Linked DNA regions of Homo sapiens: region 2 is linked to region 1. Evidence: read pairs that join two places in POLR2A ChIA-PET (ENCODE). Cell type or tissue: HepG2. All regions are shown on one strand. Each heading gives the region's core, and the rest is flanking DNA. Links, peaks and the distances in the headings are about the cores only.

What was found. Peaks named below come from ENCODE experiments on the same cell type or tissue, not always from the same donor. Only the 100,000 strongest peaks of a DNase experiment are listed, where the experiment ranks them.
Region 2: POLR2A ChIA-PET joins it to region 1 with 5 read pairs; 3 of 35 experiments call an interaction of 5 or more read pairs at or near these places.

Annotation. Positions count from the first base shown.
Region 1 is chr20:32,513,246-32,529,061 of GRCh38, forward strand. NOL4L (nucleolar protein 4 like) reads right to left here. Exons shown (of 11, transcript NM_001256798.2): 2 at 14,513-14,668; 3 at 7,566-7,677. LOC101929698 (a long non-coding RNA gene) reads left to right here. Exons shown (of 3, transcript NR_110619.1): 3 at 6,154-7,040. Among named protein-coding and RNA genes, the nearest start is that of NOL4L-AS1, 40 kb to the right of the region's middle. RefSeq lists an enhancer at 11,286-15,816 and a silencer at 14,050-14,223. In HepG2, for the core only: CTCF peaks have their summits at 8,649 (motif pointing right), 9,288 and 9,841; DNase peaks (open chromatin) are centred at 8,636 and 10,106.
Region 2 is chr20:32,673,463-32,689,278 of GRCh38, forward strand. C20orf203 (chromosome 20 open reading frame 203) reads right to left here and starts at 479. Exons shown (of 6, transcript NM_182584.4): 1 at 170-479. It also overlaps the pseudogene BAK1P1. RefSeq lists enhancers at 5,160-5,759, 5,760-6,358, 6,359-6,958, 7,558-8,157, 7,905-8,199 and 6 more. In HepG2, for the core only: a CTCF peak has its summit at 8,203; DNase peaks (open chromatin) are centred at 8,125 and 11,299; H3K4me3 peaks cover 1,037 bases.

The DNA.
Region 1 (15,816 bases), core at 5,168-13,167:
AGAGGATATCCGGGGGTGACTTATAATACCTGCCCCTCAAGAGCCATAGCCCAAAAGGGTCCCTGCAACCTTGAAAACGCGATACCAAGGGCAAGAAGCCAGACATAAAACGACAACCACTGTATGATTCTACTTACACGAAATACTTAGAATAGGCAAATTCAAAGAGACAGAAAGTAACTCGAGGTTACTGGGGACTGGTGGCTGAGGGAATGGGACGTTATTGCTTAATGGGTACAGAGTTTCTGTTTAGGGTGATGAAAAAGTTTTGGAAATAGATAGTGGTGATGATTGCTCAACAGTGTGAATATAATATCTTTAAAATGGAACGATTAAGCCGGGCACGGTGGCTCACGCATGTAATCCCAGCACTTTGGGAGGCAGAGGCAGGAGGACTGCTTGACCCCAGGAGTTCAAGGCCAGCCTGGGAAACATAGTGAGTCCCTCGTCTCTACTAAAAGGTAAAAATGTTAGCTGGGTGTGGTGGCACGTGCCTGAAGTCCCAGCTACTCGGGAGGCTGAGGTGGGAGGATCACCTGAGCCCAGGACGTTGAGGCAGCACTGCGATCCAGCCTGGGTGACAGAGACTGTGTCTCAACAACAACAACAGAAACAAACAAACAAAATTATTAAAAAGGCAAGTTTTTGTGCTGTAAATGTTTTACCATAATTTAAAAAGGAAAAAAAGTCTGCCAACAAGCGGTGAAGTTACCCAAAGAGGACAAGGGAAGTTCCTGCTTGGCAAGGATAGGAACAGCCCTGCAGAAAAGGTGGGGACCCGGAATAGCTGGGGCCTAGAGGATGGGGGTCCTCTTTGACGCTGTGTACTTCTGGTGACTTTATAGATCAAATAACATTTTGAATAAAGTTTTACAGGAATGCAGAACTTAGTTTTGCTCTTTAAAGCTACCCTGTCACATATAGAATGTTTCATTCTTTGTTCTTTGAGGAAGAAGTAGACGTCGGCTGGGTGTGGTGGCTCACACCTGTAATCCCAGCACTTAGGGAGGCTGAGGCAGGCGGATCACCCGAGGTCAGGAGTTGGGAGACCAGCCTGACCAACATGACAAACCCCCACTCTCCTAAAAATTCAAGAATTAGCTGGGCATGGTGGCGCATGCCTGTAATCCCAGCTACTTCAGAGGCTGAGGCAGGAGAATCACTGGAACCCGGGAGGTGGAGGTTGCAGTGAGCCAAGGTCATGTCATTGCACTCCAGCCTGGTGACAGAGCAAGACTCCGTCCCAAGGAAAAAAAAAAAGTAAATGTCACTAATGGAATGGCTAAGAAACTGGCCTGAAAGGAACCACCCCCTCCTCCTCCTTTTTTTAAGAGAGACTTCTGCTTGGTTGGGTGGCAGGGATCCTCTGCACCGATACCAAACTCAAATGGGTTTCCACCCCACCGTCAACCTAGATTTGACTTTCTTAACCTCAGTGGGGTTTTAAACCCTAGCCCCATACATTGACCGGGTCGGATGCCACATGTCAGGCAGGCAGTCTAGTGATGACACTGAGATGGTATCGCTCAGAAGAGCCGTGGGTCCTGTTTTCAGAGGTGGATGTTTGGACTGAGAATTCTGCCATTTCTGTTTCCTCTAAGAGGAGGCTGTCTGGTGAGAAGCTGTTAAGCACCATGGTGAGTGTGACATCATGGTGAGTGTGAAGGGCGCCCAGCACTCTCGCGGCCCCGGTCGGCCCTTCGTTGGGTGTTGCAGGGATTGTCTAGGTTTGGGAGGCACGGAGGCGGGGAGCTGTGTTCTTCTACTGATGGTCGCCCCTGTCCTGACTGCAGTGTCATGACTGTTCATGAGAAAGTATCTTTAATAAAGCTAGTGACAGTGTGGCTTAGGAAAAATAAAACAGTGGCCAGGACAGCACCCTTGGGAGGCGTGAGAAGAGGTCTTCCTTGGCCTGTTCCCACCCCAGTGTCTCCAGAGATGAGAAACCACTTCCCGTGCCTGCAGGTAAGCCAAGAGAGCTCAGAAGAGGAAGGCAGGATGTCCTGGTCTTGGGGAAGCTGGAACATCCCGAGCAGACCCCTAAACCCATCGGAGAACACCTTACATTGCTGTAAGGTGAAATGCTTGATTTTGCAGTTCCAGAATGAGAGTTCTGTGGGGGAGGGAGGACCTCCGCAGGGAGGGGACATTCTAGGTGAGGAAATGAGCCATGGAGCCATGGGTGGGAGGTCAGAGCTCAACCACACCAGGGTGAGGAGAAAAGCAGGCAAGCTTTTCAGCAGTGAGGAGCCCCAGGTGTTCTGGATTCAATAAGTGGGTGCACACTGAGAGGATGGGCTTAGTGGGAAAGAGACGGAGCAGGGGCCAGTGGAAGCCGCAGAGTCAGATGCTCACCAGTGAGAAAAACGCCAGGATGGGGGACAAGGTCAGGTGGAAACGTGAACAAGGAAGAAGTGGGTTCCTTGGACTCTGAGACACGCCGCCCCCCTCCCTGCCCATGGTCAACATGTGGTGCCACACTCGAGCCTCTACAAATGACCTGATAGTGCGGCACCGCTGGACTCTGTTGCCATGGAGAAGGGTGAGCTAGGAGCTAGCAAGGGTCACGGAGCCTAAATCATCCAGCAGGTTGCTGGCAAGAGAAGCACAACAAGAGCCCAGAGAGATCTTTCAACATCTCTTTGCCAAGAAAAATGGAAACCAGCCCAGGCACTAGACCTAGTTTTATGCAGTCTCGAGAATAATCAATGATGTGGGTGCTTGGGCCAAGCCAGGTTGTTTGCTGGCCTGTGCAGCTGGGCGCCAATGGCACTCATCAACCAATGCAAACCTCAACCATGGGAGTGACCCTCATTTCCTCGTGGGAACACCAGGTGGTGATGCTCACAAGCTTTCACCTACAGCACGAAGAACTCTCAGTCCAGAGACAGGTATGAAAGATCTTCCAGGCAGGGGTGGGCGTCGAAGGATGTGTGCACGATGGGGGCCTGGCACAGAGAGGCCGTGAGACCAGCCAGCCTCAGGGGGTTCAAATTTGGAAACAGAGATCCCAGGCCTGAGACCAGCTCAAAAGGTGGCAAAAAAAAAAAAATCTCCTTCCTGGGGAAGTAAATCATTGAATTGGCAAGTCTTCGAGGAGTGCTGATGTGCATGCTATCCGGGTGGGGAACGTGAGGAAACTGTGTGCGGTGCAGTCCCCAGGCTCAGGAAACAAGGGTGAAGGATGAGCAGGGTGCGACAGACGTGAGGCCATTAGGGTCACTGGAGGAAGAGCTGAGAGGGCCCCGGAGTCGCTCAAGGAAGCTTCGTAGAGAGAATCGGAATGGGACTCACGAACTATTGCTCAGCTGACAGCTCCTTAGCACCTGCTTAGGGCTCCACACACACACTCTGGTTAGAGGCTCCCAGGAACCTTGTGAGGTGGGTGCTCATAGTAATACCCTGACTTTACAGATGAGGCAACAGCACACAGAGAAGCTATGCAACCTTCCCACAGTCCCACAGCAAGCAAGTGTGAGAGCCGGGAGAGGCCAGGCTGGCAAGGAGGGATGTGGAGGGGCCAGGCATGGAGGGCCTTGGAAACCACGCAGAGGAGTCTGGGCCTGGTTGTGAAGGGGTGGAGACCCAAGTGGACAACCTGCCTACTGAGGAAGAGTCAGCATTGCTGCCCATTGGCTACTCCCAGTTTGCAACCATGCAACAATATTTTGTCACATCAAAGAAAACAGAGACATGCCTCCAAAGGTCCCTTTCCCCAAGAGCTGGGCTGGTCTAAAGTCACACCCACTTTGCATGCTGTGTCCTCAATTCCTCAGGGACTGGTGGAAGAGGAGTGTGGAGTCAGGAGGTCCTGGAATTTCCCGTCCTCAGACTTCCTGATCCTCTGCCACCTCCTTTGTTTATGCTCCTGGCACTGGGGGAGGGCACGGGGCTGTCCAGGTCCCCCCCACTCTGCTGGGGAGAGACCGCTGAGCAAAGGAGGCCACTCTACTTCCTTTCTTTCTTTTTAACATAAGGCCAGGAAGCCAGGCATTCTCCCAGCAGCCCTCAAGGAGCCTCCATCCTGTCCCCTGTCCCCGCTCCCTCCCACCTTCCTGGGGCAGGAACACTGGGTCTGCCTCTGGGGCTGGTGCAGGCTCTGCTTTCCCAGCAGCTGGAGAGGGAGAAGGGAGGGCTGGCAATGCAGGGGTGCCTGGGAGACAGCAGGCTATAGCTGCATCCAGTGGCCAGCATGGCGGGCAGAGATAGGATCTGCAGGCTTTCAGCGGGGGCAGGAGGAGGGGAACCTGGGGACGGTCCAGGAGGCGAATGCCTCTGGCCACTTAGCAGACAGTGGAGCCTTTCAGACTCAAAACTCTCCACTGGCAGCTTCCAGAAACCAGGCCTTTCCCTTCTAACCCTGTCCAGGGTGTGGACCCAGCATGCTTGCCTGGCAGGGCTGGGGGCCACATCTGACCCTACCTGGGTAGAGGCAGACCTTGTGTCTCTGTTGGGCCACCTGGACGTTGGCAGCCTTGTGTCTGGGCACCGTAGGCCACGACACGGGCTGGAGGCAGGAGGCAGGGTGATGCTCCCCAGGCACCCGCTGCGTCCCAGGTGCCCTCCACAATAGGCTCACCCTCACCACCCTGAAAGGATGGCATTCCTTCCACTTTGCTGATGAGAAAATATGGTTTCCTGCCTGCACTTCTATCTCCTGGGAGAGCTTGGATGTATGATTTCACCTCAACACCTCTCTGTGCCTCAGTTTCCTTACCTGTAAGCCAGGACTAACACCTCATAGGATCTTTGTAACTGTCATGATCAGGAACTGCTCAGAGAGGTTCCCTGTCCTGCCGAGGGACACACAGTGGGGAACAGGGCTGCACACCAGACCTGCCTGACTCCAAGTCCATGCCCTTCCATGAGCCACTTCCCCGGGCTCCTGCTCCCTCAGCGTCTTCTCCTCTCCCTGCGAGGAGAAGCTCCGCTACCTGGGACAGAGATGGCATTGTGTCTGAGGATGGGGGAGGATGGGTGAGAATGGGCATGGTGCTAGTCTTCTGTCCAGCCTGAAGAAAGCCCCAGGAAAGATGGGCTTCAGCGCTGGTTTATATTCTAGATGGCTCCTGGCCTGTGTGCTCCCTCGCTCCCTGGCCTCTTTCTCCTCCCTGGGGGTGGGGTGTGGTGGTGGCAGCCAGCGAGGAGAGGAAGCAGGCCACTGCTGTGCTCCGCGTTGCCCTCCTGGCCACACAGAAGCCCACAGATGAGGAGTGCAGCCTGCAGCATGGGGAGACCTCGCAGCCATCAGTGAGGAGTGCGGAGGGAGCTGAGGAATGCCCTCCATACTGCCGTGGGATGTGTGGCAGGAGAGGGGAGCGGATGGCGCCTCAGACACCCCAGAGCAGCCCACAAATGGAGCCCCTCTTGGCTTCGCCTCTGTTCCTCCAGGCAAGCAATTCTGTGTCTGACTCCGCCAGTTGCTATGGAAACAATGAGGAAAGGAACGGGAGGGGACAGGCGGATGGGTGGGCAGGAACCAGGCAGTCACCACTAGGACACACACCCCTGGCCCCTGCGGCCTAAACCCTGGCAGGGTGGAGAGTGGGGCAGGGAAAGCCCTCCAGCCCATCTGCAGGTACCAAATGCTGTCTTGGCCCAGGGGTTGCAGCTGCTGCCTGGCCAGGGGCAGCCCACGTGGGTGGCAGCATTCAGGATCACTGGCTCAGGCATGCATCGAGGGAGTGTCCAGCATTATAACAGGAACCGCAACAGCCACAGCTCTCTCTTCCTGCACCAATGCCAGGTACAGGGACTAACCCATATCTTGTCAGCCTTCTGATTAACCCCATTTCACAGATGAGGGAACTGAGGCTCAGAAAGATGAAGTCCCTTGCCCAGGACACACAGCAGCTGAATGGTAGTGCAGCCCTGGAGCCCTGTTCTTAACATGGGAACCAGCATTTATGAGGGATTAACTAGATCCATTCCTGCCCCTCGTGCTTTGAAGTTGGCCCATGTGCCCAATGAAACAGCCGTGGCCTGATGGCTCCCAAGGGCATGGAAGCCTCTGGATTTGGTGAGTCAGCTGCTGTCAGAAGCCGTTCACGTGTGTCAGGGACAATGAACACAAGCAGAAAGCCCCGCTTGACGCCCATGCTCCCAATCCTTTGTTGTCTGCTCAGGCTTTGCTGTGGATTTTTCCTTCCCCAGATTCAATGGATGCTACTTGAGTGCCACCCGGATAAACGGCGCGCCCTTCATTCGAGTCTGTTTCCATCCTCGGGCCTGACTTCAGCAACTTCCACAGGCCCGATGCCCGGGAGCTGGCATGATGCACCAGGCAGTCCTGGAAACCCTGATAAATCGCCCACCTGGGCACCATTTCTCAGGGCAGCATTATAATTGTACCAGCCAAATGTGCTGGGCCGTCTCAATGTGCCAAAGCCACCTGCAAACAGATGGGCCCCCAGATTTCCTGGAGGCCTCTGGGATGTTCAGTTTGAGGGGGTGCGGGGGTGCTGAAGTGAGGTCCTTGCTGGTCTCACTGGGCAGGACAGAGCTGGAGGGCATGGACGTCAGTCCAAGGGATCACCTTTGGTGGTCACAAGTGCTCTGGGCATTTTATTTTATTGTTTTTTGAGATGGGGTCTAACTCTGTCACCCAGGCTGGAGTGCAGTGGCATGATCATGGCTCACTGCAGCTTCCACCTCCCGGGCTCAAGCAATCCTCCCACCTCAGCCTCCCAAACTGCTGAGATTACAGGCATGAGCCACTGTGCCCAGCCTGCCCTGGTCATTTTAAATTCTCATCAGTCGGCCGGGTGCAGATTACACACCTGTAATCCCAGCACTTTGGGAGGCCAAGGCGGGTAGATCATGAGGTCAGGAGATCGAGACCATCCTGGCTAACATGGTGAAACCCCATCTCTACTAAAAATACAAAAAAAATTAGCCAGGCGTGGCGGTGGGCACCTGAAGTCCCAGCTACCCGGGAGGCTGAGGCAGAAGAATGGCATGAACCCGGGAGGCGGAGCTTGCAGTGAGCCGAGATCGCACCACTGCACTCCAGCCTGGGCGACAGAGCGAGACTTTGTCTCAAAAAAAAAAAAAAAAATTATCATCAGTACTCCGTGGGTTTACTTATCAGAGGCCACATGGGTGTGCACAGGGTGGAAACAAGCACCAGGGAAGATGTATCATTAACAGGTATGTGGGTGGGAGGATGCATGCACACGTCTCAGGGAGGGTACAGGCCAGACCCTCGTGCATGGAGAAGCAGTGGGAGGCATGGATGGAACTTTGAGAACGGGGCAGGCTGGCCATTCCCAACTGGAATCCGGCTGGGAGGAAAGGGGCTGGCCGGGGCCTTGCAAGGCAGGGGAAACATGTTGTTCACTTTTTTGTTTTGTATGGTTGGTTTTTAAGTGAAATTTGAGATTTAAAAAAAGTTAAACGAAACAAAACAAGGCGCTTTGGGCAGCACCACGGACCCATACTGGCCTCTGGGACTAGCAACAACAGCTGCTGGACACTTTTCTGTGCCAGCAAAAGCTGGCGTCTTCAGGGACAGTCCACTCTTAGATGGCCCCCGCCCTAGCCCTCCAGCACGCCACCCCTGCTACCTTTGGGTTCCAGGCCATTGGAGTTAAAGTGCATCCTCTTCTGACACTCCGTACAGCTCATCAGGAACCGGGTCACGGCCTCTCTCGGGAGGAAGGCATAGGTCTCTGCGATCTGGAGGAGAGAAGAGCTTCGCTTGTTATATGGATCTGTGGGGAGGCAACTTGGCCATGGGGTCACCAAGGTCTGAGCTTTGGTGGCAGGTGCTTCGGCTCTTGCAAGGAAAGTCAGGGATTTGAGGAGCAAGGGACAGGTGTCCTGGATTCTCAGCTGTGGCAATGAGACAGTACTTTTGTGGAAAACCATTTGTTTTAAAAATCGCAATAAAGGAGGTTAAAAATTGAAAAAGCAAACCCTTTAAACATTATCTAGTCTTTAACCTATATTCTAATAAGTAACATTCCTCAGAACATTTTATTGCTGCTACAAAAAAATGGGCTTACAAACATTGCTCTAGCGTAGGGTGAGCAGTTCCCCTCTTAGAGATGGATAGACTGAGACCCACAGATAAATTCACTGCCCCAGGCCCATACACAGAACCAAAGGTCCTACAAGCCATCTCCTGTGATCACTGACAGGTCAAGAACCTTCTTAGGAAGAGCTGTGAAGGGCTAGTACCAGGCATCAGACTTTTCAAACTAGACAGGCTCTGCAGGACCCCCATGTTCCAGGCAACTATGGCTTGGAGAGGTGAGCTGACTCCCCAAGGTCACAAGGAATTTTCAAGGCAGTGCCAGACTAAACCCCATGTTCCAGGTCACACCACTCCACAGTTGCCTCCAGAAGGCCTCCCCTAGTTGAGGAGGAGGACAGGGATGCAGAGGGCTGGGGGAGAGACACAAAGAAGGGAGGGAACATGAAAAAAGGGCTGGGTGGGGGAGTGGGGAAGAAGTGGCTGTGGGCCTAGGTGTCCAGCCCTTTCCTCTTGCTCTGGGTTTTGGAAAAGCCACTGACCCTGATTTAGCTGTCTGGTGGGGCCAAAGAGTCCCTTCAGTCCCAGGTTCCCTGGGCTGAGACTGCCCAGTTACTGGTTTTCCATGTGCTTCCTGGAGCCTGGGTCCTCCCGCACCTCTCCACTAAGGGGCAGCATCACCCAAGCGTTCCGCTGTCCTCGCCGCAGCCCGCAGCCGGGCTGGGAAAGTTGGCCAAGGGTGAGGGGCTGCTCTGCGCTGCGCTTGGCCCCGCCTTCCCACAGCAACTGCAGGGGTTTGCTCCTTTAGAAATGCACGAATGTCCTTCTCCATCTCTGTGATGGCTGGAGGGTAGAGGTGGGCTAGGGCGGGGCTGGGGAGTGGAGTTGTGGGGGGATGCAGAAGGCTTGGGGTGTCCCAGGCTGTGGCTGGGCTCTTGGAGGACCAGCTCAGGCACAGCTTCCAGCTCAGCCCACTGGCAGAGTCCAGGGGCCACTCTTGCCAGCTGCAAATGCGAAGTTAATTTTGGTGACACAATTGTTATTTCTCAGCTGATTTGATGCTCTGTGGAGCAGGCAGGCTCCTTGATGAGTTATCTCCCTTCCAAATTCCCTGTCTGATTGCCTTCCTCTGGAGGTCAGGGACAAGGGCAAACCCCAGTGTCTCTGACTGGAGCAGCGGATGGGAGAGCAACATCAGGGATGCAGCTGGTCCTTGTCAGGTGTCAGGTCCGAGGGATGGGGCTTTTCTGCCATGCACACAGAGAGCTTCATCCCTAGCCCAGGCCAGGATAAATGTGGCCACCACTCTACCCCTGGAGAGGGAGCCATTCCTGTGCCCTCAGTAGGCCAGGCAGCAAGAAGGGCCCTGCCCATCCTGTGTGCAGCCCTCAGCAGAGCAGCCCAGGGCTGCCTGGAAGTCTGGGGGCACGTTCCTCTCAGGCCAGCTGGGTCTGGAGAGAGATGTCTGGCTGAAGGGTGGCAGCTGCAGGAGCAAGTGTGCAGGAGGGAAGGGCGTGTGCTAGGCAGAGCAGAGGGCTGTGGCTGACTTGGGCCGACAGATGCCCCTCGGCTCCCCTGAGACGTGGCACCCTAGGTCAGGCCTCAGGAGAGCTCAGTGGAGGGCCCGGGGGAGGGTTGCACAGTCAGCTGGGAGAAGAGGGCCAGGTCCCTACCATGAGGGCAGCCCTACTAAGCTACCCAAAGCTTGCCTGCTCACCTGCCAATGGGCAGAGAAATATTTTTTAAAGGGCTCAGGGGGTCCTCCTGGCCTGGCTGCTCTGCTGAGGGCTGCACACAGGATGGGCAGGGCCCTTCTTGCTGCCTGGCCAGCTGAGGGAATAGGAATGGCTCCCTCTCCAGGGGTAGAGTGGTGGCCACATTTATCCTGGCCTTGGCAGGGACCCCAGCAGTGTGCAAAGGCTGGCTGGCGTGCCACAGGGAGGGGAGTGCTGAGCACACACCTTCTGGCCCTGGGTCCCATTGATGGGTGGAAGGGGAGGATAGAAGGCTGACAGGTGAGAAGTCCTTGGAACTGCCTGAGGGCCAGGGAGGGAAGCCCTGCCCCACAAGGCTGGATTGTCTGCAAGCCTGGCTTAGAGCTCCCTGGGGAGTCAATAAAGCGCAGAGTCCAGCCCAGCTCTGCACTGCCGTAGGGACCTGTATAGAGGATGACAAACCCTCCCCCTGCAACCTTCAGCAGGCATCTTCTGATTCATCTTCCTGGCTTGCCTGGGACCAGAAATGGGACCTCCATTTCTGATTGAGTGCACGAATGCCCAAGGCCACAGGACCACAGAATGAGTCGAAACCAGGAGGACAATCCTAGCAGATGCTCTAGTTAATAGGATGGTGGTTTTCAGATGGTTTTAGATTTAAGCTGCAGACCCTGTTCTAGAAATAGACTCATACACTGAAGCCCAAAACATGAAACAGATAAAGACAGAGCTGCTGTGTCTAAGGAGGGGAAGTTCCAGGACCCTTGTCCCTGCCCAACTGCCCTCCGCTGCCCTGGGCTGCCTGCTGCCTTGCTCCCCGGGCCTCCTGCCTGGACACTGAGTCCCGTATGTGAATTTGCCTTTCACATTTTTCCTGGTGGTAAAAAACAGGGACTTCACTGGCAGAGAGAGCAGGAGCTATTTGCAGAGTCGCTGACTTGCAAGGCCCCATTTCACTCCCCAACTCAGAGGCCAACAAAGACAGATGAGGCCAATTGGGGGGATTTGCACCACTTTACAAGATCCTCCTTCTGCCCTGAGGGTGGATTAGCACGTGGTGGGCCTGGAGCAGCTGCTGACCACATCTGGCCCCAACTCCAAAGTGGCCTGGGCAGCTAGATCCGGACTGTGGAACCCGATCTGACCTACCAGCACCCTGGGAGGGAAAAAGGAAGCAAAAGGGCTTGTTCCAACCCAGAAGGGTGCAGAAATCAGAAAAGCAGGAAGGCCCCTTGGAAAAAGGACTAGCCCTCTGTGTGAGTTCAGGAAACTCTGTAGAACCAGCTGGAGCCTTCCTCAAACCCTGGTGCTGGAGAGACCTCCGAGATCCTCTGCACCTCAGGTCACACTGAGAAGCTAAGTGAGACAGGGACTTCCTACTCGAAATGGGAATCCCTGCATTATCCATTGCACATGGCCATCTAACTCCAGCTCGAATACCTCCAGTTTCAGAAAGCTCATTGCCTGCCCTATCTGATCCACGGGTGGACAGCAGTAGATGCCAGAAAGCTCTTTTCCCTACCAAATAACACGCCTCATTTAGTGCACTGAAAAAGTCTGCCACCGCCCTGCCAGTCCTAACTCCTATAGTACCCTCCTAGGCCTGGAAAAATCCAGAGGGGCCCTGTGCCCTAGAGACTGTCAGGCAGTCTGAGGATTCAGCGTTGGCAAAACACAGAGATAGATCCAAAAAGTCCTCAGCCAGGAGCTTGATGCGTACCCCGTGATGCCAGGCTGTGCCCCTCTGCAGCCATCAGCAGGGGTTTCCTTGGGGGCTCCTTCCACAGGCATGGATGGGTGGGGGCCTCGTGTCTGCAGAGTGGGGCTGAAGAGCTAGGTATGGGTCGAGGAAAATGGGAGCAGATGAAGAGGGGCACAAAGGCATCCAGGCACCACCCCCTGCCCCCAAAAAAGGAAAAGGGTGGCATGAGAAGGGTGACAGATGGGGAGGAGAAGGGGAAAAGGAGAGGAGGCACGTAGGGGAGGAGGGAGGTGTGCCAGCCCCTTCGGCCTCACACCCACGGCAGGAGGGCCCTGGCCTGCTCAGCTCAGCCTTGGCCCTGCTGCTGAAATTCCAGCTCTGTGTGCAGCTCAGCTGGCTCAGTGCCAGTCATGTGCCAGCTCCAGGCTGGGCAGCGGGAAGTGGGGCACGCGGCAGGCATATGGACGAGAAGCCAGGAAGTGCAGAGCAAAGGGCTGGATGTCCGCTTGGCCCAGGGATGCAAGTGCTGGCAGAACCAGCTCAGCCCTGCCCTCCCCACAGCATGGAGGCCGCAGACCCCTGCCTTCCTAAACCGCCCAAAGAGTGCCTGTGGACGAGGCTTGATGCTGGACACCGAAGGGGCCAGGGAAACCACATGATCCAGCTGGCTCCAGCCCATCCGCCTGGACAACAGCAAGTCATAGGGCTTACTAGCTGACCACAGGAGGGTTGCAGAGAGGCAGGATGTGTGGTGGTCAGGGCACAGGCTCTGGGGTGGGTGGCCTGGCTCTGAATGTCAGCTGACTGACCTCAGGCAGGTTATGTGTTTCTCTGAGTCTCAGTTTTCTCATCTTAAAATGGAGGTAACAACAGCACCTGCTTCATGCATGCAACCTTCATACATGTGTAGGAAGTGCTGGTGTAGAGCACATGCTGACTGCTCAGCACAATGGTGAATTTTATTTATTTCTTTTTGAGACAGGGTCTTGCTCTGTCACCCAGGCTGGAGTGCAGTAGTACAATCATAGCTCACTGCAGCCTCAAGCAATCCTCCTGCCTCAGCCTCCCAATCAGCTAGGACTACAGGCACACACCACTAGGCCTGAATTTTTTAATATATTTTTTATTTTTATTTTTGGAGACAGAGTCTCACTCTGTCACCCTGGCTGAAGTGCAGTGGCATGATCCCAGCTCACTGCAACCTCTGTTTCCTGGGCTCAAGTGATTCTCATGCCTCAGCCTCCCAAGTAGCTGGGATTATAGGCATGCGCCACCATGCCCAGCTAATTTTTGTATTTTTAATAGAGGTAGGGTTTTGCCATGTTGGCCAGGCTGGTCTCACACTCCTGGCTTCAAGTGATCTGCCTGTCTCGGCCTCCCAAAGTGCTGGGATTACAAGCATGAGCCACCACGCCTGGCCCCAATTTTTTTTTTTAAGAGAAGGGGTCTTGCTATGGTGCCCAGGTTGGTCTTGAACTTCCAGCTCAAACAATCCTCCCATCTCAACCTTCCAAAGCGCTGGGATTATAGGTGTCAACCACCATGCCCCACCCACAATGGTAAATTTAATGCTGAGAAAATGTGGTCTTGTCAGTGCCAAGGGGCCCATGTGGGCCCCAGCCTGGGTGCCTCTTCCTTCTTCTATGATCCTCTGGTGGAAATACCCTCAGAACTCCCTTCCCACAAGTCACTTCCCAAAGCACACAGACCGAGAAGCAGGAGGGGCGGGGAGACCATCACCATCTCCTGCCTTCCTGGGCAGACACCTTGCCTCTCTGAGGCTCTTGGCACATGGGTCCATCCTTAAAATCCATTTAGGGCAAAAGCCATTTTCTGAGGACAAGGACTAACCGGATGGTTGCATTAAAAAAAAAAAAAAAAAGATGGGCCATAAGGGGAAATTATAGACTTTACAGCCACCTCCACGGTAGTCCAAAGCTATTTATACAAAGAACTTGGGGTGGGAAGTTTCACATCTGCCTTGGGTGGGGAAGCCCAGCCACAGAAGGGCATATCTCTAGAAGCTCCAGAGAAAGTCGGCATGGAGGACACTGGCTGACTGCAACTCAGCTGCCGTCTGACCTTGGACAAGTGACCCAATTCTCTGGGTCCCAGTTTCCTTAACTGTGAAATGGGTCCTCAGTGCCTCGGTCACAGGACTGCATCAAGGCTTGAATGAGCATGAAGGGCTTGGCTTTACTGGCTTCCCTGGGCACTGGACAAATGGTTCAGAGCTATGTATGAGCTGTGGATAGGCCCACATGTGGGTCAGCAGGAGATGGATCAGAACACAGGCAGGCCCCTCTGCAGGGTGAGGAGGGGCCTCTGGTCTGGCCAGTCCCATCTATTTCCACCTCCCTGGCATTTGTGATGCTTCCTGCCCCTAGGTTGCCTTTTTTGCCCTTATGCCTCCCCAAAGCGTAGAATGCCAGTACAGGTGTCACCTTCTCCACACAGTCCCCCGGGCTCATCTGTGTCTGGCGGTGCCTGTGCTAAATGCCCCTGAGCCTGGGTTCTTGCTCTCTCAAAGCGAGCCTTGGAGACATTTCTGCTTCTCATGTATCTTGTTTTTGCTCTCAGCCTCCCCACCCCAAATCCAATTGTGATCTCCTGGAGGGTGGGGAGCAGGTCCTTCGACTTCCCCTGGGGAACTCCCAGTCCTGACTTCACAGGATGAGCTCACACATAGGAAGAGCTCAGGACAGGCCTGGCATGCAGTAAATGCCATGCCATGAAGGCATTTGCTCCTCTGATTATTATCTGTCCCCAGCACCCCAGCCCCAGAACAGGCTGCAAGGGGCTGGGGGTGGTGTCGGGTGGGAGCAAGTGAAGCAGAAACGGGGAAGAGGAGGGCGCCTCCTGCCCTCATCCCTCTCCTTCCCTCCCTCTCACCCCCTTCAACCTGCTTTTCCTTTGTGCTCAGACCACAGATTCCCTCCCCTCGCCCTGTGAGCCATCTCTGGCTGCCGTGCCCTTGCCCTGTGCCCCCCTAGATCCCCAAAGGCCGTTTCATCACGCCTCAGCTCCCTGCCCCGCCCCCCAAGCCCAACATGTGCGGAGCCCGTGGCCTCCTGCCAAGGCCTGGGGCTGCCAGTGGAGGCAAAGAGACAGAAATCTCACCGCTCGGTAGGTTTTCTTCTGCCCAGCGTGCTTGGGGGCTTTGCCTGGCTCCGCTGAGCTCTCCACATGCATCGAGTAGATGATGTCAAAGAAATCTTCCACCACAGCGACCCGCTTCAGAGAGATGCCCTCTGGCTCCGACAGGCCATCTGCCCCCTGCGACAGGGTGGACAAGCTGTGTTAGTGTCAGGAATGATGGCGGGGTGAGAACTGGGCCCTGAGGCCGGGGCAAGGGGTCAGGACGGGCAATGCCTCCGACAGTGGGTCTTGGGGTGGGGAGGGGAGGGAGCCTACCGAGGGGGCTCCCTGGAGGGGGACGCCAGAGTCAGGGTGGCTGCAGCTATGAAATCTACCAGCAACAATGGGCAGAGAACGGCGACAACGAAAATACAAATTAAAAAACCAAGAGGCTCCATGTTCACAATTTCAGACAGATTGTGCCAGACTCGGGCGGGGAGCTCTTGAATCACACGCTGTGCCAAGACCATCCTGGAAGTCTCTGGGGAGGGGGGAGTGCTAAATAGATGCGGCCCCATCAGGAGCTCGCCAATTAGCAGTAACCTTTCACTGTGGGCCTGGGCTGGGGTCCCGGGGGAACAGCTCCGATCACCTGGGTGACTCCTGCCTCCGCCCTGGCCTTTCTGAAAAGCTTTTCGCGGCTGCCTGCCCTCCCCACTCCAGCAGCTGAGCGCCAGCAACGGCACCCGGGCCCTTTGTGTGTGGAGATGTACAGAATAACAGGCACGAGGCCACGAGGAGGTGGCAGGGCCGTGTGAACGGGGCGGCCGTGGGCCCCGAGCCTCTTATCAGGCTGGCTGAGTGGTGTCAGCTGGCCCGACTAGGTGTGCCAGGAGCAAGACGGGTCCTTCAATAGCAAACAGCTGTGGGGCTGACGCCTGCCCTCCCCTCCAGCAGGAAAGGGGGCTGCAGGGAAACCACAGGGCAGGAGGCTGGGGGTGAGGCCAGGGCCCGGAAGGGAACGGACTGCTGGGGAACTGCTCCGTGCAGGCAGTCCTCACAAGGGAGATACACAGACCCAGAGACACTAGGCTGTCAGCCACCAGCTCCTTCAGGGGAGTCTGTGGGGACGTTAGGGGGCTTTGAAGATCAAGAGCAAGCCATATGGAGGGAATTTGAGGGGAAAGGAAGCAGGCTTTTCTCTAAAAGTGCCCAAAAGACACATCTCCAAGAGAATTCTTCCCCAAAGGACCCCAACTCAAGGATGTCAGCAACAAGAGGATGTGGGCTTCGCCTGCTCCTTCTCAGCTCTCTCCAGCACTTACAACAGTGCCTGACACATAGTA
Region 2 (15,816 bases), core at 3,407-11,406, 160 kb after region 1:
ACAGAGACCCAGGTGGAGCTCCAAGGGACACATGAGGCACAGGGAGTCTAGGGCAGCAGCTTCAAAACCACACACTGGTCTTTCTGCTGGCTTTTTTGGTCACCATCCCCTGCTTAAAACCCCAGGGTCACCCCACACTTTCAGCACAGACAGGCTGCATTCCACCCACCTGCAGGCTCCTCTGCCCGGCATTCATCTGTGCCACCTGCCCCGGCCATTTGGCTCCGACTGCAATGACACGTTTGTCTGGGAGATTCTTCAAGGGCACATAAAACATATCTGCCTTTGCTCACTGTGATGTCTCCGACGCAAAGCAGAGAGCCCGCCAGCGTAGCCACTCAGAGCTGAGTGGTGGTGGAATGAGTGAAAAGGCTGCAGCTGGAAGGGCTGGGAGGCGGGGGGCAGAGTGGGGGCAGCCAAGGGTTTTGGGGATCACACAGGCTTGGGAAGAAAAGTCAGCTCAGACCCACTGGCTATGTGACCTGGCCCTGCAGGTCCAACTGTCAATGGGTCTAACCCCGCCCACCTCAATGATCTGTGAGAGCTGAGCGGGGGAGACACTGTTCAGAAAAGACTGGGTCCCTGAAACTGTTGTTGTCGTTTAATCCAGCCATTTTTTTTAAGTTTGTTTAAGAGACAGGGGTCTCCCTATATTTCCCAGGCTAGTCTTGAACTCCTGAGCTCAAGCAATCCTCCCACCCTGGCCTCCCAAAGTGCTGGGATTACAGGCGTGAGCCACCGTGAGCTTGGCCCCAGCTCTTTCATTTATGGACAGGACATTTCAGGAGAGGGATCCATCCAGTCTCATCTTGGTGTTTAATATTTAAATGCACCAAAAATGGGGTGCCAATTGGTGCCAACTTTTTGGAAAGAGACTTTGATGTAATCTGCCTAAAAGTAAAATGCTCATGTTCAGCAACTCAGCCCTTCAGCTTCTAGGAATTTTGTTCTGCAGGGAAAAAAAAATGCTGTATTTGTATTATTAATATTGTTACTGGGTGGCAGGGGGAGGAAAGTATTCAGTGTTTTCAGAACCACCCACCAGGAGGCGCTTTTGCATCAGGGGCCCAATCAGGTTAGCCCAGAGCACCTGGATTTAAGTAGCAAAAACAAATGACAATCTCTAGCCCAATGTCTCAAGAACATTCCAGTCTTTTACTTCATCTCACCCTCGAAACTTCCTTTTTTTTTTTTTAGACAGAGTCTCACTCTGTCACCACGGCTGGAGTGCAGTGGTGCAATCACAGCTCACTGCAGCGTCGACCTCCCAGACTCAAGCAATCCTCCCACCTCAGCTTCCTAGGTAGCTGGGACTAGGTGCACATCACCATGCCTAGCTAATTTTTGTATTATTATTTTTTTTTTTGTAGAGATAGGGATCTTGCCATTTTGCCTAGGCTGGTCTTGAACTCCTGGGCTCAAGCAATCCTCCTGCCTCGGGCCTCCCAGTTCTGGGATTACAGGAGTGAGCCACTGCGCCTGGCCATGACCAAAACTTTTATTAGAGACAGTATCTACTTGCTTGGTGCCCTCTCTGCCCTTCCTCCTAAAGAATCCCCCTTCAAAAGGAAAAAAAGGCCATTCAAATTTGAGAGAGACTCAGGGGTCCAGAGTAAACTAAGTTAAATGAAATCAAACCTGGACCGTGGGCTTCAAGTGTGTTATTAACCCCCTCCCTCCTGTCCTGCTGCATCCTTGGCTCTGCCCTTTCACTTACGTCCACGTCTCTAAACCCAGCCGTTCTTCCTTCTCCCTTGGGTCTCTGTGTCTTCTGTCTGCCTCAGGTGTCCTTCCACACGCTACCCACCCGCCTAGGGAATACTCCTTCTGAGTTCCTGGGCAAACCACCCAGTTCTCCTCCTGAACCCTCCCCCAAAAGGCTCCCTGCACGTTCCATCTCATGAGGGCCAGGCTGTGCCCAGGTGAGGACACTCATCACCTCCACTTTTCCCATCACACTGGTGTGTGGAGCGCCCACCCCACCTGGGATGTAGAGGGATGCTCCTTGCCCAGCAGTGCTTCTCCCTGGGCCTCAGTTTCCCAGTCTAGGGTACCCCCACACCTCTCTCAGCTTGGGCGTGCTGTACTTTACCCCATGTCAGCAGTTCTCATTAAGCTAGTCTTTAAAGGAGGAAAAAATAATTTTAAAAAATCTTCCTTTGTTCTGGCCTCCGGTCTATTTACAATGACAGTTCATGAGGAACTGGGTTCTGAGCGAAAACAAACAAAATGCCTCCATTTTAGAAGGGGTAAGGTCTGGAGGGGAAAGAGGGAGATAGGAAAGAACCTGTGGTGGCCTATCCTCTCCCCGTGACAGGAAGGCCTTTGAACAACACAATTCTGATTGTGCTGTTGCTACCTCATTTCAAATCCTTCCCCCTGCCCCACCCTCCAGAAGCAGCACCTGGCATGGTAGGCAAAGCCCCATCAGCTCTGGCCTGCACGACTGGCGCTCCAGCTTTGGCTGTCCTCCCGCAGCCCTGGGATCCCTAAGCCTAGAATACGCCACGCCCATTCCCCCACCTTCCCCACCAGCCGAATTCCCCTTCCGCTGGGGAGACTCAGGTTGGGGGTCAATCTTCAAGAAGCCTCCCTGTCCAACCCACTGAGGCAGGTGGCCTCAGGGTCAGGGCTCCAGGTTTCCCCCACGCCCACCCCACTAACACACACACACACACACACACACACACACACACACAGCCACCTGGGAATTCCAGGGAGCACAGCTGCGAGGGCAGCAAGGACCACAACAATGCTGACCACAATAGTGGCTCCAGGAAGGCCTGTTCTTGTTCCGGGCGGGAGGCCTAAGGCAGTGATGCTCCCTGGCAGCCTCTGGAAGCCCAGGGGAAGCCAGTTTCTATGTGGGATTCCCTGACTCTGGCCCATGGGCTTAGGAACACATTGTGTCCCTCCACTCCCAGGGCACTGAGTCCCAGCTGTGGGGTCATCTGAGTCCCACAGCACACCTGCTCATTTGTTCATTCATTAGTTTATTCATTCATTCAACAAATATTTATTCAGTGCCAGGCTTTGGGCCAAGAAGAGAAAGCCACTAAAAAGAGCAACAGATAAATACACGGTTGCACGTGATGTCAAGTGTCATAAGGCATGATGGGGTGTGAGAGGATGCAGAGCCAGGTGGCCAGGGAAGGCCTCCTAGAGATGATGCTTGAGCTGAGATGTGACAAATGAGGAGGTGTTAGCCTGGGAGGCCACTGGAGGCCGGAGCAGCAGAGGGAGTGCAGGCATGGAGCGGCTGGCCAGACACGAGGCAAGAGGAGAAACAGAGGCTGGATCATGCAGGACTGTATGATAGGTGGGGAAACCGAGGCATGGAAACTGGTGACTTGCACATGGCCCTGCAACTAGTTAGATGCTCGCTTCCTAAGTGCCACCCACCCCAGGAACCAGGCCTTCCCATCTGAGCATGGGATGCCTGCACTGCTCTTCTTCGCAGTGGAACAAAGGAACCCGTTTTTTTTGTTGGTTTTGAGACGAAGTTTCGCTCTTGTCGCCCAGACTGGAGTGCAATGGCATAATCTTGGCTGACTGCAACTTCCGCCTCCTGGGTTCAAGCGATTTTCCTACCTCAGCCTCCTGAGTAGCTGGGATTTACAGGTGCCCACCACCATGCCCAGCTAATTTTTTGTATTTTTAGTAGAGACGGGGTTTCACCATGTTGGCCAGGCTGGTCTCGAACTCCTGACCTCAAGTGATCCACCTGCCTCGGCCTCCCAAAGTGCTTGGATTAGAGGCATAAGCCACCGCGCCCGGCCTCAAATGGTTCTTAATCACCTAGTGTCTGTCATGTGTCCACCCGGGGTTACCCAGGGCAGAGACGGCATCATCTCCATCTCAGAGGCCCAGGGCCGGGTGTATTGTAGGTGTTTAATAAACACTTGCTTAATTGGATCTTGGTATCTCCAGGATGTAGGCCCCGATGCTGCCCTTGACCACATGGCTCCCTGAGTGTTAACTGAACCAGCAGAGTTGGTCTTGCAGCACGTGCATCTCATTCAGGCCCACTGCATTTTCTGGCCCTCACTGCTAAGAGTCCGTGCAGAAATGTGAGTTCTCAGCAGTGCTGAGAGCACTGTGTGCCCCCAAAGAGCTCTGACTCTCAGCTCCCCACATTGGTTTCACCTCTAATTTGTACCCCTCTAGCTCAAACCTTAATGGCGAAAGCTTGACATCGCCTTTGGCAATTCAGAGGCTATTACTTGTCAGCACTATCTACCTTGTCAGTGCCTGGGAGAAGCAAACCCCACCTCATAAGCATGTATCAAGCAATCACTTATCAAGCACCTCCTAGGTTCGGGATCTTTTAGAAAGCCCCACTTGGGGAGGTGCGATGGGGAATGGCTCTGGGCCTCCCCATAGGCCAGTTTATCAGCTCTCACAGAGGAGCACAAACCACTGGCTCAGGACGTGCAGGTGCGAAGGAAAGAGGAAGGGCGTGGTTGGCAGCCCCTCTTTCCCTGGGCAGTCTGAGTCACATTCCACCTCTCCCAGTGTTACAGGGTTTGTGAAATGACCACAGCTCCTCACTCTTCTGAGGAGAAACCAGAGGTAGAGGAGAAAGCACAGAGTAGTGCAGAGGGAGGAGCCCTGCCTCCCCTCCACACCCTTCTAAGACTGTTAACATGTCCTTCCAGCAATGTCAGCCAGTGTCAGCTGTGGGGTGCATCAGAATTCTGGAAGCCCAGAAGTCCAGGAATTTGCCATCCAGACGGTGAGACATATGCATAGAGAAGTGCAGCACAGGCTGGGTGCAGTGGCTCACACCTGTAATCCCAGCACTTTGGGAGGCCGAGGTGGGAGGATCACTTGAGCCCAGGAGTTCAAGGCCAGCCTGAGCAACAGTCTCAATAGTGACTGTCTCTATTTAAAAAAAAAGAAAAAAGAAAGAAAGAAAGAAAGAGAGAAGTGGCTGGGCGCGGTGGCTCATGCCTGTAATCCCAGCACTTTGGGAGGCTGAGGCAGGCAGATTACCTGAGGTCAGGAGTTCAAGACCAACCTGGCCAACACAGTGAAACCCCATCTCTACTAAAAATACAAAAATTAGCAGGGCGTGGTGGCACGTGCCTGTAATCCCAGCTACTCAGGAGGCTGAGGCATGAGAATTGCTTGAACCTGGGAGGCAGAGGTTGCGGTGAGCCGAGATGGCGCCATTGTACTCCAGCCTGGGCAAAAAGAGTGAAACTCGGTCTCAAAAACAATAAATAGAAGTGGCCGGGCATGGTGGCTCATGCCTATAATCCCAGCACTTTGAGAGGCCAAGGTGGGCGGATCCCCTGAGGTCAGGGGTTCGAGACCAGCCTGGCCAACATGGTGAAACCCTGTCTCTACTAAAAATACAAAAATTAGCCAGGCATGGTAGTGGGTGCCTGTAATCCCAGCTACTCAGGAGGCTGAGGCAGGAGAGTCACTTGAACTCAGGAGGCGGAGGTTGCAGTGAGCCAAGATCGCACCACTGCACTACAGCCTGGGGGATAGAGCAAGACTCTGTGTACAAAAAAAAAAAAAAGAAGTGCAGTGCAGGCAACTGGTGCTCAGATGGGAAGGCCTGTCAGGGCACTGTGTCGGGGACAGAGATGGTTGCCGCCATCCTGGGACAGTGTCCAACATAGTGCAAGAGATGGGCTGGGTGAGGCATAATGCCAGCGATGACAGCAACCACCCCCAGTGGTGCTGGCTGTCGTTGACTGTGGTTCACTGTGAGTGCCAAACACACATGCTTTGCTGCATTTACTCCTCCAGCCCCGGAGTTGCCACTGCTCCCATTTCAGAGATGGGGAAACCGTGGCAGGGAGACTTGCCCATGGGCCCCCAGGCAGTAAGAGTAGGGCTGGAGGGAAGAAACTGGCAGGCTGGTTCCAGAGACCTCCCTCTTAGGTATCACTGAGAGGGGCTTCCAGGCACCTCTGTGTGGTTGAACTTGCTGATCTGTTCAAACTGCTGTCATATAAGGACGTTCAACTTGATTTTCAGCATCACCAGCAACCTTGCTGCTCCTTCCCCCTCTGGGCTAGTAGGGTGAGAGCTCTTCTCAGAGACAAAGACCAGGATGCAGGAGCAGGCATGGCTTGGCCTGCAGACAAGACTGGTAGGAGGAGGAGACCTGGACCCAGTTGCTCTAAATCTAGCAAAAAGATTTTCTAGGCCCTCCAGAGGCTACCTCCTCCCCTTAGCTCCCACTGCCTGCAGCCGCCTGCAAATTGCTTAGAAGTGTTGATAATTACAGCAGGCCCAATCCCATCAACACCTGAGGGAGAGGAAACTGGAGGGTCCTCCTTCTGTAAGCTTATCCCAGAGCCCACTGACATCCATCATCTCCCCTGATCCCCTAGGATGGAGGCAGGAGGTGGGACATGGTCCCTGTTCTCTTGAGCAGGCTAGTGACTTGCCCAAGGTCATGCAGACCCTTCCAGGGAATACTGGGATTAGGGCTCAGCTTTTCCTGCTCAGCTCAGCACCCACCGATAACCAGTAGCGCTTTTCCTTTTCTGAGCTGAGCAAGCCTCAGAGGGCGAGTGAAAGAGGAGCCACCGGAAGGTGCTCTGGCAGGTCAGATTGCCCACGCATGCCAGTGTCCAGCCCCCTGCAGAACTCTGGGCCTTGGTGAGGTCATTTCAGAAGGAAAGAACGTTGGCACTAACAGGGATCTCAAAAGCACCCAGTGTAGGCCAGGTGCGTTGGCTCATGCCTGTAATCCCAGCACTTTGGGAGACGGAGGTCAGGAGTTCAAGATCAGCCTGGCCAACATGTTGAAACCTTGTCTCTACTAAAAATAAAAAAATCAGCCTTAGCCAGGCATGGTGGCATGCGCCTGCAATCCCAGCTATTCCAGAGGCTGAGGCAGGAGAATTGCTTGAAAATGGGAGGCAGAGGTTACAGTGAGTCAAGATGGTGCCACTGCACTCCAGCCTGGGTGGCAGAGTGGGACTCTGTCTCAAAAACAAAAACCAAAAGAAGCACCCAATGTAAGCCTTTCGTGTTATAGATGGGGTCATAGAGGAACAGAGGATGAACAGAGTCTGCCCAAGACTGTTAGCAGGTTAGACCCAAGCCCCTGACTCCCCATCCCCCACTTCTCTTCTGGTGCCTGACAAGAGAGTAGTTTCCTACACATTCACCTTCTTCATAGGCTTTGCCTCCAGGAGCCAGGGAAGTGTACAGAATGGCTTTGGGGCTGGGCAGACTTGGTTTGGAGCCACATCCCCCTACTTGGTTGCTGTGTAACTTTGGGCAAATGAATTTCCCTCTCTGGGCCTGTTTCCTAATCTGTAAAATGGGGAAAATAATAACTGCTTCTTAATGTAAGAATTCAATGAACTAAGGTGTCCACAGGATGGAGAGCTCTGCAAAGGCCCCAGGCAGGCAAGGGACTGAAGACAGGCATTCCTGAAGGCTAAAAGGTGATCAGGCATTCCACAAATCCCCCTTCCTCTTTCCCTCTCTGATGCCAAATACACCCAAGCTCAGAGACACATCTTCTGCCTGGGCTTTGAGACAGGCCTGAAAACCCTCCCACACTGTCTACAAGCACAGAAGAGCTTCTCTCTGGAATGATTGCTCTGACCTGGAGGAGATGACAGAGCCAGCACTAGGAATCTCTGGGGAGAGCGCTCCAGGAGCTGGTGCATGGGTGGAAAGGTGGAATTCCTCCCCACTGCTGCCACCCCCAACACTGCCCACCCCAGGAGCCTCCTGGCTTCCAGGGGTGGCTGCAGAGACCTGCTAGGTGGAGGGGTTTTCTCAGGGAGCCTTCACTTGCTCCCACAGACACATCTGCTGAAAGCAGTGCAGGCAGGCATGAGGCAGGCAGTGGAGCTGCAACTGGCTGACAGCAGGCTGGAGAGGGGAGAGGGAGAAAGGGAGCGAAAAGGGGGAGGGGAGACTGGGTGAGTCGTACTCCCTTCCCCACGGCCCACCCCGACAAGCTAAGAAAAGCTCTGGGGGGAGAAAAGCTGCTAAGATGCACAGTTGCCCTCCCCTCTGTGGGAGGCCCTTCCTTCCCCAGAGCCAGCTGCCCCAGGCAGATTAGCATTGGGCTCCGGAAAAGCAGGCCCACACCAGCCCATGGGAGGCCGCCGGCTGAGTCAGCTCCTCTACCTGGCAGGAAATCATTCATAAAAATGACACCTGCCCAGAGCCCAGCGCCCAGCCTCACCAGCCAGAGTCTCCAGCCACACAGCCACACTGCCTCCTGCCGCCTCCCTCCCACCTCCTCCCAGCCACTGTACAGGGCAGACCTCTTTCTCTTTCTCTTTCTCCTGGGAAGAAGAATAATGAGACTGATGTGAAATAAGGCCAGCTCGGCCTTCGTCAATCAGTATTTACGGGTCGCCTGCCCTGGGGACAATAGTAGAGTCAAGAAGAGCAACCACTTCACTCAATGATGAACAAACATCTGCGACACAGCTTCCAGAGGTTCTCACTGTCCCAGCCACGTGCGTGGCGGACACTCTTTACGTTCAGTTTCTGTGTGGATGACCAGAGGCTCCTTAGACACACAGCTAGACACAGATAACTGGGCCAATCCTCCCACAAAGGGGGTCCGTAGAGCAGTGGTGACTTACACAGGTCACACGTGAGGTCAAACTTTAAGTCCATGTCAGGCCGGTCGCGGTGGCTCATGCCTGTAATCCCAGCACTTTGGGAGGCCGAGGCAGGCGGATCATGAGGTCAGGAGATCGAGACCACCCTGGCTAACATGGTGAAACCCTGTCTCTACTAAAAATACAAAAAATTAGCCAGGCGTGATGGCACGCGCCTGTAACCCCAGCTACTCGGGAGGCTGAGGCAGGAGAATCGCTTGGACCCGGGAGGCAGAGGTTGCAGTGAGCCTGAGATTGTGCCACTGCACTCCAGCCTGGGTGACAGAATGAGACTCTGTCTCAAAACAAAAACAAAAAACAAAAAAAAACTTTAAGTCCATGTCCCTAAAATGTAGACAACATTCCATCTTGTTCTTTCTTTTTTTCAGAGACAGGGTCTTGCTCTGTCACCCAGGCTGGAGTGCAGCGGTGCCATCACAGCTCACTGCAGCCTCAATCTCCTGGGCTCAAGTGATCCTCCCGCCTCAGCCTCCCGAGTAGCTGGGGTTACAGGAATGAGTCACCACACCTGGCCCATATTGTCATTCTTACTTCCCTTCGTTCAAACCCTGATGCACTCTCTTATCTGGGAGATAAAATGCAGGCTGCTCTCCTGCTGAAGATGTTACATCCTAATCACAGCCCTGCATGTCTGGGCCTGCGATCTCGGCCCTCATATCGCTCCCCCTTGATCTCCTTCACCAGCCGCCCTGGCCTTGTCGTTTCTCAAACTCACAAAACATGCTGTCACCTCAGGGCCTTTGCACGTGCCTTCCCTTCTGTCTTCCATCATTACATGTCAGGCTCCTCTGCATCCTGCAGGACTAGGTCACCTGTCAGCTTCTCAGAGACCTTCCCTGACCACTTTAAGAATCTGCCTCCCCCTGGCCGGGTGCGGTGGCTCATGCCTGTAATCCCAGTACTTTGGGAGGCCAAGGTGGGTGGATCACAAGGTCAGGAGTTCGAGGCCAGCCTGGCCAATTGGGTGAAACCCCGTCTCAAAATTAGCCAGGCGTGGTGGCACGCACCTGTAGTCCCCACTACTCAGGAGGCTGAGGCAGGAGAGTCACTTGAACCTGGGAGACACAGGTTGCCATGAGCTGAGATCGCACCACTGCATTCCAGCCTAGGCCACAGAGTGAGACTTCATCTCAAAAAAAAAAAGAATCCGCCTCCCACAACACACACACACACACACACACACACACACACACACACACACACACATTATTCCCTATCCCTGCATGAAGACAGCTCCCATCCTAACTCACAGAACAAGTTCATTATGGACTTCTTTACCCAGCTACTGTCTGTCTCCCCAGGCAGAGTCAACCCACAAGGTTGATTTTGCTCACCCTGGTGTTCCCAAGGCCTGGTACAAAGTAGATCCTCAGAAAATATTTGTTAAATGAATAATTAAATGACTTCTCACTGTAAGCAATTGGCACCACTTAGGCTAGCACTCAAGCACCTTCTATCCTCTTGACCATACCACAAAGTTAACCAGTTACACGATCAGAACACCTCTTCTTCATTTGTTCCTTCTTATGATGTTCAGTAGAGAGAGGCTCAGAAGAGCACTGCAGGGTGAGGCTGGAGCTAGGAGTTTGGAACACAGGTGCAGGGCTGTTCCACCCACCACACAGGTGAACTCCCAGAGGGCAGGGGCCTGTTGATGGTGGATGGGAACATTCAGTAAAACATTCCATAAACTGTTGCCTTTTTTTTTTTTCTGAGACAGAGTCTTACTCTGTCGCCCAAGCTGGAGTGCCGTGGCGTGATCTCAGCTCACTACACCCTCTGCCTCCCAGGTTCCAGTGATTCTCCTGCCTCAGCCTCCCAAGCTCCCAAGTAGCTGGGATTACAGGCACACACCACCACGCCTGGCTAATTTTTGTATTTTTAGTAGAGATGGTGTTTTGCCAAGTTGGCCAGGCTGGTCTCAAACTCCTGACCTCAAGTGATCTGCCCGCTCGGCCTCCCAAAGTGCTGGGATTAGAGGCGTGAGCCACCGCGCCCGGCCTTGCCATCATTTTTGTTCTCCTCTGTGAAGAGGACAGCCAAGAGTGTCAGAGGTCCTCAAACACTTGCTGCTTCATAAGGAGGGTCTCCCCCTTCTTACCAATCTCTAATCAGCATTTACAAAGCAGCCACCAGGACCCAGACCTCCATTAGAAGCCCAGGCAAATATAACCAAAGTGTATGATCTAGGGTTCTCAACACGTACGTGCACATCAGAGTCACCCAGGGAGCCTGTTAAAAGCACAGATGGGCACAGTGGCTCACGCCTGTAATCCCAGCACGTTGGGAGGCCAAGGTGGGCGGATCACGAGGTCAGGAGATCGAGACCATCCTGGCTAACAGGGTGAAACCCCATCTCTACTAAAAATACAAAAACTTAGCCAGGCGTGGTGGCACACGCCTGTAGTCCCAGCTACTCAGGAGGCTAAGGCAGGAGAATCACTTGAACCCAGGAGGCAGAGGTTGCAGTGAGTTGAGATTGCGCCACTGCACTCCAGCCTGGGCGACAGAGCAAGGCCCCATCTCAAAAAAAAAAAAAAAAAAAAAACCACAGATGTCCTAATCACTACCCATTCCATCCTATTTTGATTTCACAGGTCCAGGCTGGGGCAAGGAGAGCTCCCAGGGGATTGTGATGTGCACCAAACACTGAGAACCCCTGGCCATGCAGGGGAACTCCCTGAGGAGCTTCTGCAAACAAGGATGCCAGGCCCCTCTGCTATCAGAGATCCTCATCTTAAAGAGCCTGGGCTGGAGACCTAACAGTGAAATTTTTCAAGCATTCCTCAAATGCTGTTGTGCAGCCAGGGTGGGGGGTGGGGGGGATCACTTGAGGTCGGGAGTTCAAGACCAGCCTGGTCAACATGCTGAGACCCTGTCTCTACTAAAAATACAAAAATTAGCCGGGTGTGGTGGCAAGCACCCATAGTCCCAGCTACTCAGGAGGCTGAGGCAGGAGGATTGCTTGAACCCAGGAAGTGGAGGTTGCAACGAGCCGAGATCGTACCACTGCACTCCAGCCTGGGCAAGAAAATGAGATGCAGTCTCAAAAGAAAAAAACAAACAAAGGAAAACGATTCCTGCATTTTATCATCAGGAAACTGATGCAGGAAAAAAAAAAAAAGGTCTTGCCGGGTGCGGTGGCTCACGCCTGTAATCCCAGCACTTTGGGAGGCCGGGGCGGGCAGATCACCTGAGGTCAGGAGTTCGAGATCAGCCTGGGCAACACAGTGAAACCCCGTCTCTACTAAAAATACAAAATTAGCTGGGCATGGTGACACATGCCTGTAATCCCAGCTACTCGGGAGGCTGAGGCAGGAGAATTGCTTGAACCTGGGAGGCGGAGGATGCAGTGAGCCGAGATCACGCCATTGCACTCCAGCCTGGGCAACAAGAGTAAATCTCCGTCTCACCAAAAAAAAAAAAAAGAGAGAGAGAGAAAGAAAGGTCTTGCCAGTACCTTCTGTCCAGGCCTTGCAAACCCAGAGTGGCCCCAAGTCAGTGGGGTCTCCTTCAGGCCCCACAAGGCGAGCTGGAGAGCTGCTGGAAATCAGCTGATGTGCTGGCAGAGCTCCAGCCCAGAGTTTCTCATGACTTGGAGCCGACATATTCCCAGCATCTCAGCTCATTTCAGGCAAAATCATCGAGCATATTTTAGGATCAGCAAAAACCCACAATGCCTTTGGCCGAGCACTTTCCCTCTTCTTGTTGAAGCCCAGGGGTATTTTCTAGGAAATTGAGTCCATCTGTTTCTGATTCATTCGTACTTAACTCATCACCGGGCTGTTTTGTAAGAGCCCTTTGATGTGAAAGCCGCCTTATTCCATAAGCCTCTCTAAGCCTTTATTTAGTCAACAGCAGGTAAACGGGCCTCTCCAAAGAGGCCAGAGGCAGCATATTGATCTCCTGCTACACAAAGTCCATGTGAAGGGAAAGTGTGGCCCAAACGCCTGCCTGGAGACACTGAGACTCCCCGTCTTTGGGCCTAGCAGGGCAAAGCAGACCACTCCCTAGCCCTGACCCAGCGCTGTGGGGCTCAGCCACGCAGAGGGACCTCCTCTGGCGACTCACTAACTCTCCTCCCCAGGCACTGTAACCCAGCGTCCTCCTCCATAACTCACAGCCTTGCTACATAGATTTACGATTTCCTGTATGTTGCCTAAGAGTTCCTTTTTTTTGGTGGGGGACAGGGTCTTGTTCTGTCACCCAGGTTGGAGTGCAGTGGTGTGATCATGACTCACTGCAGCCTTGACCTCCCAGGCTCAAGCAATCCTCCCTTCAGCCTCCCACATAGCTGGGACCACAGGTGTGTGCCGCCACACCTGGCTAATTTTTGTATTTTTTGTTGAGACAGGGTCTCACTATGTTGCCCGGACTGGTCTTGAACTCCTGGGCTCAAGTGATCTGCCCAATTCAGTCTCCCAAAGTACTGGGGTTATAGGTGTGAGCCACCGTGCCCAGCCCCAAGTGGTTTTTTTTTGTTTTGTTTTTTGAGATGGGGTTCAAGCGATCCTCCTGCCTCAGCCTCCCAAATAGCTGGACCTACAGGTGCCTGCCACCACGCCCAGCTAATTTTTGTATTATTAGTAGAGACAGGGTTTCATTGTGTTGGTCAGGCTGGTCTCGAACTCCTGACCTCAGGTGATCCACCCGCCTTGACCTCCCAAAGTGCGGGGGTTACAGGTGTGAGCCACGGTGCCCAGCCAATAGAATTTTTTTTTTAAAGAGAACCATTGGTCTAGCCATTCATTTAGTCTTGGGTAGAACTTGCAGGGGGATCGGGTAGCTACCTACCACCAATAAATTTGCTTGGTTTATCATTTTCTCCAAAAGTACTCAGTACTATGGCTTAGGCTTAGTACTAAGCACCCAATGATGAGTGATAGAGGTGATGATGTACAACTCTGAAGCAGGCACTGCATTCAGTCCTCAGAATCACCTTCAGAGGATACACTATCTCCATTTTATAGATGAACCTCAAAGGTATGGACAGGTGACACAAGCCTCCAGGTTACGCACTGCTTAGCACCAGGGCTGGTACACAGTGGGCGGCTAACATATTCTCACTGAACTGGTGCATCCATGAATATAAACAATAATAGGTGGATTTAGGTCGAGCATGGTGGCTCACGCCTGTCATCCCAACACTTCGGGAGGCTGAGGCGGGAGGATCACTTGAACCCGAGTTTGAGACCAGCCGGGACAACAGAGTGAGACTTCATCATTGCAAAAAATTTAAAAATTAGCCAGTCATGGTGGTGTGCACCTGTAGTCCTAGCTACTCTGGTGGCTGAGGTGGGAGGAGCTCTTGAGCCCAGGAGTTCGAGGCTGCAGTGAGTTATGATTGTGCCACTGCACTCCAGCCTCAGTGACAGAGTGAGACCCTATCTTTAGAAAATTAATTAATTAATTTAAAAAAAGGAGGTGGTGGGCTGGGCGCGGTGGCTCATGCCTGTAATCCCAGCACTTTGGGAGGCCAAGGTGGGCAGATCACCTGAGGTCAGGAATTCGAGACCAGCCTGGCTAACATAGTGAAACCCTGTCTCTACTAAAAATACAAAAAAGTTAGCCGGGCGTGGTGGCATGTGACTATAGTGCCAGCTACTCAGGAGGCTGAGGCACGAGAATTGCTCAAACCCAGATGGCCAAGGTTGCAGTGAGCCAAAATCACGCCACTGAACTCCAGCATGGGAAACAGAATGAGGCTCTGTCTCAAAAAGAAGAAGAAAAAAGAGATGGATTTAAGTCTCAGGCCAGGCACGGTGGCTCACGCCTGTAATCCCAACACTTTGGGAGGCCGAGGCAGGTGGATCACCTGAGATCAGGAGTTCCAGACCAGCCTGGTCAACATGGTGAAACCCCGTCCCTACTAAAAATACAAAAATTAGCTGGGCATGGTGGCATGCCCCTGTAATCCCAGCTACTTGGGAGGCTGAGGCAGGAGAATCGTTTGAACCTGGAAGGCGGAGGGTGCAATGAGTAGAGATCGTGCCACTACACTCCAGCCTGGGCAACAAGAGTGAAACTCCATCTCAAAATAAATAAATAAATAAATAAATAAATAAATAAATAAATAAATAAATAAATAAAAATAAACCCAAGTCTCATTCAAAGTCAAACACATTCTACCACATTAGCAAGAAGTGTTACATGAGGTAATGCACACTGTGGGAGAGAAAGGACTCCCTCCCTTCTTCCTGCCTTCCCTCCCTCCCTCTCATTTGAGTTTATGAAAGCAGTGATGCGACCAAAGCTTTTCTGAATCTAACCTACCCTCAAGACATGCAGGGCCTAACTTAGGGAGCAGCGATGAACAGAGATGGTAAGGAACTGGTTTCACAGGGGCCATGACATGGGGGACCACCTGCTAGAGGAACTGCAAATGACTCAGGCCACGGGCTCAGATCAGCCCAGGGAATCACCGCAGTCTGGACAGCAACAAGGCATCTAGAAATAATTGAGGTGGTCAGTGGGGAGGAAGTTCAGTTGTTTTGGCTGGAAAAAAGGTTGTTTTTTTAGAAGGAGGCTATCTCTGTCACCTACGTTGGAGTGCAGTGGCCTGATCTCAGCTCACTGCAACCTCCACCTCCTGGGTTCAAGCAATTCTCCTACCTCAGCCTCCCAAATAGCTGGGAGTACAGGTGCGCGACACTATGCCTGGCTAATTTTTTATTTTTAGTAGAGATGGGGTTTCACCATGTTTCCCAGGCTGGTCTTGAACTCCTGAACTGAAGCAATCTGCCCGCCTTGGCCTCCCAAAGTGCTGGGATTACAGGCGGGAGCCACCACTCCCTGCTTGAAAAAAATGTTTTTTTATTTTTATTTTTTTTATTTTTATTTTTTTGAGGGGATTGCACAGTTTATTTCCAAACACTCAGAGGATAGGAGGTGGCCTATGGGCTCCATCTGCCTCCCCTCCCTGCATTTGGCTGAATCAAGAACTTCTCCCCCCGACCCCCAAGACCCTAGGCTGTGCCCAATAGAGAAGGCACTCTCACCCCCCACCCTGAGGAGACCTAGACAGGTGAGGAGCATGGAGGGTGGGGGAACAGAGTTCAAGTATTCACAGTTCCCCCATCTACACCCCTGGATTACACTGTGCCAGAGCCATGAGGGAGGATCCCACCTCTGGGATTCCTAGTGGTGTTGATAGTCCTTCTCCCACTTAGAACCCTCCAGATGAACTCCCTAC